Regions from separate parts of the Homo sapiens genome. Here region 1 is linked to region 2. Evidence: chromatin contacts called from ENCODE Hi-C or POLR2A ChIA-PET data. All regions are on one chromosome and are shown on one strand. Each heading gives the region's core, a stretch centred on a gene start or an enhancer-like site at or near the end of the contact. The rest is flanking DNA. Distances are from core to core; before and after follow the strand shown.

The links. A loop is a pair of places that touch in the nucleus more often than their neighbours do. ChIA-PET counts read pairs that join two places held with the same protein, here RNA polymerase II (POLR2A). Pooled maps may share reads with other maps.
Region 1: a map of CD4-positive, alpha-beta T cell shows a loop between it and region 2 (3-fold over the local background). The contact joins the promoter of CISTR here to the promoter of ATF7-NPFF in region 2. A Hi-C loop is called at or near these places in 3 of 168 maps with a recorded cell type or tissue (CD4-positive, alpha-beta T cell, OCI-LY7 and naive thymus-derived CD4-positive, alpha-beta T cell), 6 of 37 single-sample maps with no recorded cell type and 10 of 50 pooled maps. POLR2A ChIA-PET finds 5 or more read pairs at or near these places in 3 of 52 experiments (GM12878, OCI-LY7 and naive thymus-derived CD8-positive, alpha-beta T cell).

What each region holds. Positions count from the first base shown.
Region 1 is chr12:53,748,286-53,753,481 of GRCh38, reverse strand. CISTR (chondrogenesis-associated transcript) reads left to right here and starts at 1,503. Exons shown (of 3, transcript NR_186108.1): 1 at 1,503-1,708; 2 at 2,517-3,165. The region is part of intron 1 of LOC105378250 (a long non-coding RNA gene); the gene reads right to left. RefSeq lists a silencer at 1,654-1,923 and enhancers at 2,540-3,128, 4,689-5,196.
Region 2 is chr12:53,623,296-53,628,413 of GRCh38, reverse strand. It overlaps ATF7-NPFF (ATF7-NPFF readthrough), which reads left to right and starts at 2,032. Exons shown (of 15, transcript NR_159377.1): 1 at 2,032-2,135. ATF7 (activating transcription factor 7) reads left to right here and starts at 2,032. Exons shown (of 12, transcript NM_006856.3): 1 at 2,032-2,135. RefSeq lists an enhancer at 2,106-2,175.

The DNA.
Region 1 (5,196 bases), core at 254-2,753, 130 kb before region 2:
TTCCTCCACCCTTTCTTGTTTGGTCATTCCTGGTCTCCCCAGTGCCAGAGTCACAGGACTTGTTCCAGCTGCTCCTGACCAACTCAACTGATAAGCCTTTGTTGAGGGCATGCCCAGAGCTCCATGCCTCTTGGTTGGTCTTGACGACCAGCCTCATCTTACCATGAGCCTAGGAGTTCCAGCAGGGCAGGATTTGTGCTCCTCCCTCTGGATCTCCCCTCAGTGCCCAATACAATGGGCAGCACACACAGGGGAAGGTGTGCGACTCGCTGATTCTGCTTCTTAGGAGTCAGGAGGGAACTAGGGAAAGAAACTGAAGCAGAGACAGAATTCCAGGCCCACACTTTGTAATTTTCCTTTAAAAATCTCAAAGGACACGTGTGTCTCTCTCTGTGTGTGTGTGTGTGTGTGTGTGTGTGTGTGTGTGTGATGTATAGATGGGAGAGAAGTATGATGGTATGAGGTTCTAGGAGTCTGGTTCCTGCCTTGGTGCAGGAGTCTTGGGGGAGCTGGACTCCTAGATCCACTGCAGCCCCCAAGAGGACACAGTCCCATGACTCTGCAGCCCTAAGAGGGCAGCCATACTGCTGAGGCAGGACTAATGCGGGTTGACGTGTCCCTTAGGTTTTAATTTGCTCAGTCCAGTGTGCCAGTCCACATGGTTTCCTTTGTTCTGCAGTTCAGTCCAATCCCGGTCCTCCCTTCTTGTACACACTCAGCAGCACTTCTTGCAATCAGAGCCTAGTGCATTTGTTAGGTTGAACCATTTACAATTTCTGATATTCAATTTTGGGGGGCCTATAAAGTCTGTGACCTTGGTTTTTCTCTCCTCAAAACCCTTTAAGAAAGCTCCAGGCTAGGGAGAGGAGCAGATTGAGGAAAGGCAGAAGGGAAGAGCTAATAGACTAAGTCCCATGTGCCAAGCATGTTACATTCGTTATCACAGCGCTAATTCCCACAACATGAAGCACCTAAAATTATTTCCTACATTTTACAGCTGAGCAAGCCCAGGTTAAGACTCACATGGTGAGGCCCAGGGCTGGGATTCAAACTTAGCCACAGACCCACCGCCACCTAGAACCAGGGAAGTCCCGGCAGAGCCGGAGGGCCAGCAAGCAGTGTCTGCAGCTTCGCAAAAAAGGGAGAGAAGGACACGAGCCAAATTCGACTTCGCTGGTTGGATCGGTCCAGAAGAGCCCCAATTAGTAGGGTGCGGGAGCAATGCCCAACCTGAAACCCGAGGGTAGACGGCCCAAAGGAAGAACCCAGGCAGAAAGAGACAGAGGGTGGAGAGAGGCCTGGAAGGCGGCGGCGGCGGCGGCAGCGGGCAGAGAGGGGCGAGCGGAGGGGACCTTGGAGGGGAGCCCAAGGGGGTGTAGGCAGCGCCAGCGGGCAGCGAGGAGCCCGGCTGCAGAGTCTACCACGCTCGGCATCCGGGGCGGGCGGTGCGGGGCGGAGAAAGTCCAGGAGAAAGTCTGACAACCACGGGGAGAGGGGGAGGGAGAGACCCTGTGGAAGAGAGACGGAGACTGCGGCAAAAAGAGGAAAGGAGGGTTACGGGCACCGAGGGGGAGCTGGAGTCAGCCGCAAGGAGAGAGGGAGCGGGGGAGGAAAAGAGGCGGGAGAGAGACCCTAAAAAGCAAGCTAGACTCTCCAGCCGGCCGCTCTGGTGTGGGGAGGGAGCGTCATCTCAAGGACACTGAAAAAGGCAGGTGGATGGTGCAGAAATGCGGAAGCCGCGGCCCCGGGCGGGCGGGAACCGGCCCGCTGCCCTCGCCCCGGGACGCCCCCGCTCCGCACCCTGCAGGCCCGGATCGCACCCGCACGCACCCCCGACCCCACTCCCGGCCCAGCCAGTGCTCGGCGCTGGCATGAAATTGGCTGCAGCCGTAATGAGTCCGCGCCGCGCGGAGGAGGCTGAGGGCCCACCAGGGAGTCCTGCGCGCCTCGTTTAGCTTGTTTATTGTTCAGGCCTAATTAAAACGTTCCACCGCGCTGCGTTTACATCCGCCCCCCACTAATGAATTCGCGGCCGCCGGGCGATTTCGGAAACTGCCGCGGCCGGAAGGGGGGTGGGAGGCGACAGGGCTGGGGAAAGAGTGAAGGAGAGGACACCCACGCACACCCCTTCCCACTGCCAAAGGAGCCATTAGATCTCTGGCGATTGGCTCCGAGGTCCGAGTGAGCGCCCCGAGCCCCAGCGCCCCCAACCCCTGCAGGCGTTGGGAGGTGCGGAAGGCCGGGCCGCAGGGCTCAGAGGAGGGGCGGCGGGAGGGAGGCCAGGAGAGAGTGTGTGTGTGTGTCCTGTGCGTGCGGAGGCCTGTGGGCCAGGAGGGTATTGCGCGTGGGCACACCTGCTCCGTGAAGCGTGTCCGCGGAGCAGCCTGTGTGCGCAGGAGTGAGTGTGTGCGTGTGTGTGTGTGTGAGTGTCCGTCCCTTTGGCTGCTCATGTGCCTTTCTCCTCCACAGGGACAGTCTGCGCGGGGCTTACAATGTTCTTGTTTCTCCCGCCGTAGCTGTTTGCCGTTTTGCTGTTTGCCTCCTTGTCACGACCTCAGCGACGGCAGATGGAGCCAGTGGAGGGAGAGAGACAGACGGCAATGCTTGGGTAGCCAGGGCTCCCTGCCGGCCCCACTCCTCCTGCAGACACGAGCACGCACACACACACGCGCGCAAAACACACACGCTGCCCTTCGCCACACGTAGCCAAGTAAAATACACAAAAAGCAACTGAGATACCATTCGCACATGACCACATGGAAACACACAAATGAACAAACGCATTCAGGCATAGCCACATGCCAGTCACACAGATGGATAGACAAGAGCCTGGGGTACAAAGCCACATGGCACAAAGCCACCTGGATGTATATGCCCCTACACACGCACACAGAAAAAAACATGCAAACTTAAGTACACACCTATCCAGACAAGTGTGAGTGCACACACACACACACTCACACACTCTACCTGACACGTTAGTGCATCCCCATTGGGCCCCAGTTTCTCTCAGCAAATTCAGATCACCCAGCCTGACTTCAAAACCTGCCCCCTTCCATTCCCCTTCATGCTGGTTCCTGAATCCAGCTCGTTGCTCCAGGCTAGCAAAGCTGTCCACAGCCTCATTTGTGGTTTGCTCACCTGCCTCAGCACCATCAGCCAGAGGTACTCCTGCTCTTCTCCTAATCTATTGCATGCCCTGTTGGGTTTCTCTTTGCACACCTCTCTAACTCCCCCACTCCTAGCAGCCTTCCCTGATGAACTAACTGGCTTGGATTCTGAATTTGCCCTAGTCATTTGCACTTGTTGATCTTTGCTGTGGTGAATGTCAACGGGGTAACTTTGCACCTATAAACATAATGTTGGCAGGGAGGATGACTGTAAGATCCCCAAGGCCAGCACCACTGTGCCCAAGATCATCAGATGCCAGGCCTCATCCCTCCAGTGCCAGGTTGTGAATGCTCCTGGGAACATTACTGCCCAGTTTTAATAGACAGAAAAATGAAACTGGCCCTCAAGCAGCCACTGGAAGATCTCCTTCTGTCATATCTTGCAAGGTTCCCCTTCAGGATTGCCTTTCAGAGCCACTTTGGAGGAGGGCACACCCTCCTCTATGTCTTCCCATTTTCACCTTCTTTTTAACTGGAAATACTGCTCCCCAGCTGGGTCCTCACCTGACTCTCCAGCCTTGATTGCTAACACTTAGGCTGTTTTCAAAAATTAGATCTACCCCTAAAGGATACAAATTTGCCTCTGGTGCAGATGCTCAGAGCTATACTGCAGGCTCTAAAGGTGATCCCCAAAGAGAAATTGCCAGGAATGACCCAGGCACCTGCAGCAGTTGCTGAAACCTGCTATGTTAAAGGAGATAGCATGCATTGGAATAGGTTCTTTGTACTTAAAGAAAATGACAGGGTCACCCTAAAAAAAAAGAAAGAAAGAAAAACTCATTGATTGCCTCCCCAACTCACTGCAGGGTTGTTTCATCAGGTAAACATGATGCTGGGTTGATTCCAGCCCAGCATCTCCAGGTAGATAGGTGCCCTGCCTGCCTTCCCTCCCCATTTCCCCTTAGTCTGCCTCCCTCTCAACAGCCCCCTCTCTCTCCGTGCCCCTCTCGCCCTCCTGCAGTTAGAGGCACTCTCTGCTCCCTGTCTTTTATATATATATATACACACACACACACACACTTCTTGCCTCCATCATATTTCTTTCTCCACCTCTGTCTTTCTCTGACTGTCCTCTGCCAATTTCTCTACTCCCTTTTTCAATATCATTTTCTCTCCCCTTGATCTCTGCTGGGGCTCTGCCATTCTTTTTCTTTCTCAGTCTTTCTCTAACTTCCATCTTTCTTCTGTTCTCTCCCCTACACCCCACCATAACTGCTCCAAGCTGTCCATGCAGAGGGAGGGTGTGTGGCTGTCTGGTTCAGCACCAGACAACTCTGGCATTTTGAAGAGCTTGGAATTGCCAGGTTCCTGCTCACACACACACACAACACACACACACCCATACACACTCACACATATAGGCCTCCCCGCCCACCTGAGTCCCAGGCCCTGGAAGGCCAGCAGAGCCCTCAACCCAGAATCCCCATCTCACCCCCTGCAACCTCTACCTGACCCTTCTTACTGCCTCCCCACCATCACTCTCATTTCCTTTCTCCTTGGAAACCCATCTTCTCCCTCCCCTTCTCTGCTTCTCTCAGTCTACTGATACATTCTGGTATATTATCGGCCCTGGCCCTGGCCCTGGTCCTGGCCCTGGGTCAGTGTGCCTTTGGCTCGGGGTACATGGCTTTCAGTTTCTCCCTGGGCCTGGGACCTTCTCATGCCTCTGTGTCCGTGACTGCTCTGCTATGGCTGGTTTCTGGGTGGCTCTGGCCTTGTGTGAGTCTTCGATCTTTCTGTCTGCTCTCTGGATGCTCCTCTGTCTTGGCTCTGTCCTGTCTCTAGGTCTGTCTCTCCTCTGTCTTTCCCTTTCCACTCGGCAGTGTCTCTGTTCCCTCTGTCCGTCTCTCTTCATCTCCAGAGTGCTGGGACCCACTCTGCCTTATGGGTCCCACTCTGTCCATCTTGGCTTCAATTTACTGGGTCTTTCTGTCCCTGTCTGTGTGTCCGTCATCTCCCCCCTTCTCTGCCTCTTTTCCTGCCCCGCAGTGTTGGGGATGGAGTTGGGGGGGCGCTGGCGCGGAGG
Region 2 (5,118 bases), core at 783-3,282:
GGAGGCTGAGGCAGGGGAATCGCTTGAACCCAGGAGGTGGAGGTTGCAGTGAGCTGAGATCGTGCCACTGCACTCCAGCCTGGTGACAGATCAAGACTCCGTCTCAAAAAACAAAAACAAACAAACAAACAAAAAACATCAATTTAGAATAGTACCTGGAACATAGTAAAATCTATAAATATTAGCTATTGCATGTATACAGCGATAGCCAATTGTTCCACCACGATTTGTAGAATCCTTTTCCCTCTGATTTTATTTTTATTTATTTATTTATTTATTTATTTATTTATTTATTTTGACACGGAGTTTCGCTGTTGTTGCCCAGGCTGGAGTGCAATGGCGGGATCTTGGCTCACTGCAACCTCCGCTTTCCAGGTTCAAGTGATTCTCTTGCCTCGGCCTCCTGAGTAGCTGGGATTTACAGGCGTGAGCCACTGCGCCCGGCCAACATACAAATTTTTCTTATATATTTAAGGTATGTTTCCATCACTGTATTCTTTTAAGTAGGAATTGTTTTAGGGGAGAATAGTTTGGAAGCCAAGACTCCTCTCAACTTTTCTCAATTCACTACATAAGAAAGAAAGATTTTACATCTGTTTCATTTTAGGTATCTAGGGAGAAATCACCCAGATTCTTCCTACCTCTCAGAGGGTGCTGTGAGGATAGATGAGATGCTAGACAGAAAGTTCAGAAAGCTGAGTAACATAAAGCTGCAAAAGGAGAGAACAGAGATTCCATAGATAATATTTTAAGTCAACTACAATTCGTTAAATTTTAAGAAAATTATTTATTTTATTTATTTATCGAGACAGGGTTTCACTCTGTTGTCCAGGCTGGAGTGCAGTGGCCTGATGTGGGCTCACTGCCACCTCAACCTCCTGGGCTCAAGCGATCTTCCCACTTAGCCCCCCGAATAGCTACTACAGGTGCAGGCCACCATGCCCGGCTAATTTTATATTTTTTCGTAGAGCTGAGTTTTCGCCATGTTGCCCAGGCTGGTCTCAAATTCCTGGGCTCAGGCGATCCTCTTGCCTCGGCCTAGCAGTGTTGGGATTACAGACGTGAGCCACTGCACCCAGCCTGTTTTTTGTTTTTCTTTTTTCTTTTCCTGGTTTGTCTTGAACAAGACATATAAATGTAAGACTATAGACTTTGCATTTGATATTTCCCCCGAAATCTTCCCAGGTCATAATTCAACTCCTGGTGTGTTACTTCCTCAAAGAGGTCTTCTCTCAAACACTAGGAGTAAAGCTTCTTCCCCACTCCTAGTCACCTTCTGTCTCACTATCCTGAAGCGCTTTTCACTATTTGAAATATTTGTGTTTATTGGCTTTTTAACTGTCTCCCCTTCCTCACTCAAATATAAATTCTACCTGGGTTGGTAACTCCTTAACCCCATGCTTAGAACAATGCTTTGCACGGGGGGTATAGCTCAGGGATAGAGCATTCGACTGCAGAACAATGCTTTGCATGTAGTATGCCCTACGTTTTGTGAAAATATTTGCTGAATAATATAGTGATTTTAAAAAATCCCCAAGCAGTTTCATGTATCTCATTTGATCATTACAACTATTTGAATAAAATGAGATTGTTAGTCCCATTGTACAGAGACTCAGAGAAGGTTTTCACCCAAGGCAATAGGGCTAGTAAAATGGTAGTGTTAGAATTGCTGTGCGGGTGGATTGCTTTGTCCGTACATGGACTTCATTTCTAGCGCTAAGGGTATTTTAAATTACTTTGCCGTTAAGGAAGCGATGACTCTGAAAGATAGTAGTAACCACCACTACAGGCACCTGTAAAGATCCTCTCTCCTTTTTCCTTTCTTTCTCCCGCTAGATTCTGCAGCCGAACACGTGTGACCTGTGTGGACAGTACTCGCTCAGTCTCCCTCCCCAGCCCTGCCCACAGTAAGCCCGGCCCCTTCTTTTCCCGGAGCCCCCGCCTCTCGGCCGCTTTCCAACTCAGCCCCCACGGATCTCGCCCTTCCCCCGCGGACCCATGACTTCTCGCGAGAGTTGAGCGCGCCTGGCCGGACGGGAGGAAAGTATCCGTTCCGCCAAGGGGGGAAAGGAGGAGCTGGAGACAGATTGTAGGACCGAGCGCGGGCAGGCGGGAGGCAACGGAGCTACCAGCCGGTAAGTCCTTTTAACATTAGCTAGTCCATGATCTGACGGGAGTCTCCCTTTCAACTCTGGCCAGTCCCAGCGTTCCAGGCTGGGGTCTCCCCTCCCAGTCTGTGTTGGACGGGGGCGCTGAGGCGGTGGCCGGGCCCTGTCTGAGGAAGAGGGTGGGGCATAGGCCAAAGCCGACCAATGGGAGAGAAGGAAGCCTCGATTGGCGGCGATGAGCGCTAATGGGAGATCGCTTTTACGTTGCCGAGCGCCGCCCTTCTCTCCCTACTCCCGCCTCCTTCCTTTGGGGGGAAGGCGGGGCCAGAGGCTTGAAGTGTGGGGAGAACTTGGTGTAAGTAGCCCCGGGGGGCACAGGGCGTGGCAAGGAGAGGGGAATTGAATCCTGAGGGAAGGGTAGTCTAGTGGAGCCTAATGGAAGGATCATGGGATGGGGTGGAATGGGAGAAAGAGGAGGGATACTAAACTAAGTTAGAAACCCAGGGCTTCCCAAAGAGTGGGATTAGGAGCTTGGAATTGGAAAAGGGTAATAGGAAGGAGGTAGGAATGAGTAGATGAGAACAAAGATCTTGATCTGGTGACACAACACCCCGTTGGGTTTGGCAGAAAAGATAGATGGGGTGGATTATTGGAAATGAGGGTCATGGCATTTTGATTGAATTAATTAAAAGAACATCAGGGACATGATATCAGAGAGAAAGTATGGATTTGGAGAAAATTAAGTGAATTAATTTAAGAGGACAGTATGGGTGAGCTGAGTCGCCATAAGGCATGGCTTCTGGAAGGATATGAGCCTTGAGAGCGATAAGAGGTGTTTGGGAAGGAGATGGCTGATATACACATGTCTTTAGCCTAGGTATCAGGTGGTTGGGATATTGATTTAGGGCTTCTGGTGGATATGGCACCCAGACTGGTGACCAGCCTCCAAGATGCTGGGATGGGGGTTGAGAAGGAGAAAAATAGAACGCTTTCATCGCTTCTCTGATTTTCCTTCTCCCTCTCTTCTATTACCCAAACTCTTCCCAGACACCAGGATGTGGTCTTGGGACTTAAGCAGTCCAAGTTGGAGCCCCATAGGGACTTAATATGTTGCTCTGAATTGCTTGTTATGTTCTCTGACTGGGGTGTTTACAACCCAGGGCACCTCCTACCCAGATTCCCGCGTTGCTACTTTCCTAACTTTAAAAGTTTGTTTTCTGCTTAACAGAGGGTGTTTTAGTATCTCTGAGGGTCATGTCATATTAAGTACAGGTGTGTAGGGGGTGTGCAGAGTTTTCTCAGCAAGCTCACATGAGTCCTGTGTTTAAAAATTTTGCAGTAGTGTAATTCTTGTAGCGATATCAGTCTTTATGGGCATTCTAAGCAGAAATATACTAAAATGAAGTTTGTTTTGTTAAATGTGGCTTCCCCAGTCATTCTCGAAGAGTTGTCGAATGGGTGGTTGCAGTTTGTTTTAGTTAACTTACATAATGTGTTTTTAAATAGTGTAAATAAAATAGACATGTTATTTCAGGAAAGTGAAAAATGTTCAGTTTTTTCCTTTGTGTCCAGACTCAGAAACTAAAGCTATGTCATAATATCTTAGGCCAAGGGCTGGGGAAATCAAACACAATTTGTACTTACACATGGAAGTTGTAAGGTAAGTGGAGGCTCTTGCGAAATGTAACATGTCTGTAAGAAAAGAAGCTAAAGAAAAGTTTGCAAGCTCTGCTAAGTAGTCTTACCAGTTCTTAATTCTGTACAGAAAAGGGACAGGGCTTTGCCCTTTGTTTGATAGTTGTGTATCATTTAATAACGAATTGGACTAATATAGCCAATTAATAACTTCTTTGCTCTTGCGTAGATTTTGCTTTTACATTCCTTCTCTTCTCCTTTTACTTTTGAGAAGGGAAATAATGTCTGAAATATCAGTAAAGCTATTACATGAAGAGAAACCAGAGTACGTAGTTGTATTAACCTTTGGTTTTCTGCAATCAGCTGAAGCCTTTCTCCCTGGCCAAGAAGTTGCCCCTATAGCACATTGAGACCAATTCATTGCTGACCCGTTAGCATTAACTACTGAGCTGGGTTCTAGTATTTCACAGTAAGTGCATTGCTATTGGACATTCAGAACATTTCCAGTTTGCCTGGCAGCAGTACAGAAAATTACCCAGTGAGAGAGCAGAGTCCCTTGTTTTGGTCTTCTGCCCTAGAATTGGTGATTGCTTTGACTAGGGCACTATTAAACCCAAGATTTTTTTTTTCTCACTAGTGCTACCATCTAGCAGAAAGCTAGAGTGATAACACTGCTCATCTTTCAACTTGTGGATCAAAGTTTACACCCTGTGGTAGTTTCAGTGTTGTAATTTTTAAACACGTTTGTTTACCACGGTTTTAAAATGTTAATAGCTCTACTTACTGTATCTTGTTCTCTTTCCTTTCCTCATTTCCAACCCAAAATGAAAATTGTTTTTTCAACCAACTCTTAAACTACTTCTTTGCCTGGAGTAAAGTCACTGGCTCTGTCTGAACACAGCTGCTCTGAAGTTCTCAGAAGTTATTGTTTTGTGCATGTCAAGACCGAGTTTTTCCTAGGCTACAGTGGGAGGGAGTTAGTGTTACAGCAGCCTCCTATCCACGTCTGATAAGGAGGAGCCTTCTCCTTGCAAGGAAGTTTTAGGTGGAACAGATAGAACTCCACGTAAATGTCTAATAAAGCTAGCTCTTTTCTTGAGACTAGTTAGCATACTGGTATATAATTGTCCCTTATCCCTTAATAAAAGTACTAAAGTTAAGGTACAGGTGTTTCTTTGAGAAAAACAAATGCAGCATTCATTTAAAAGGAAAAAGCATTCATTTCTTTTGTTGTTGGTTTCTCAGAAAATGGTCCTACGATTTTGGAGTTCATGAAAAAGTCTTCTGTCTCTTTAAAAATATGTCAAAGAAAATAATTTTTAAGCTTCTCTGACATTTACTCATTTTGACATGTTGCCTTCCCCTAAGGTTTTTT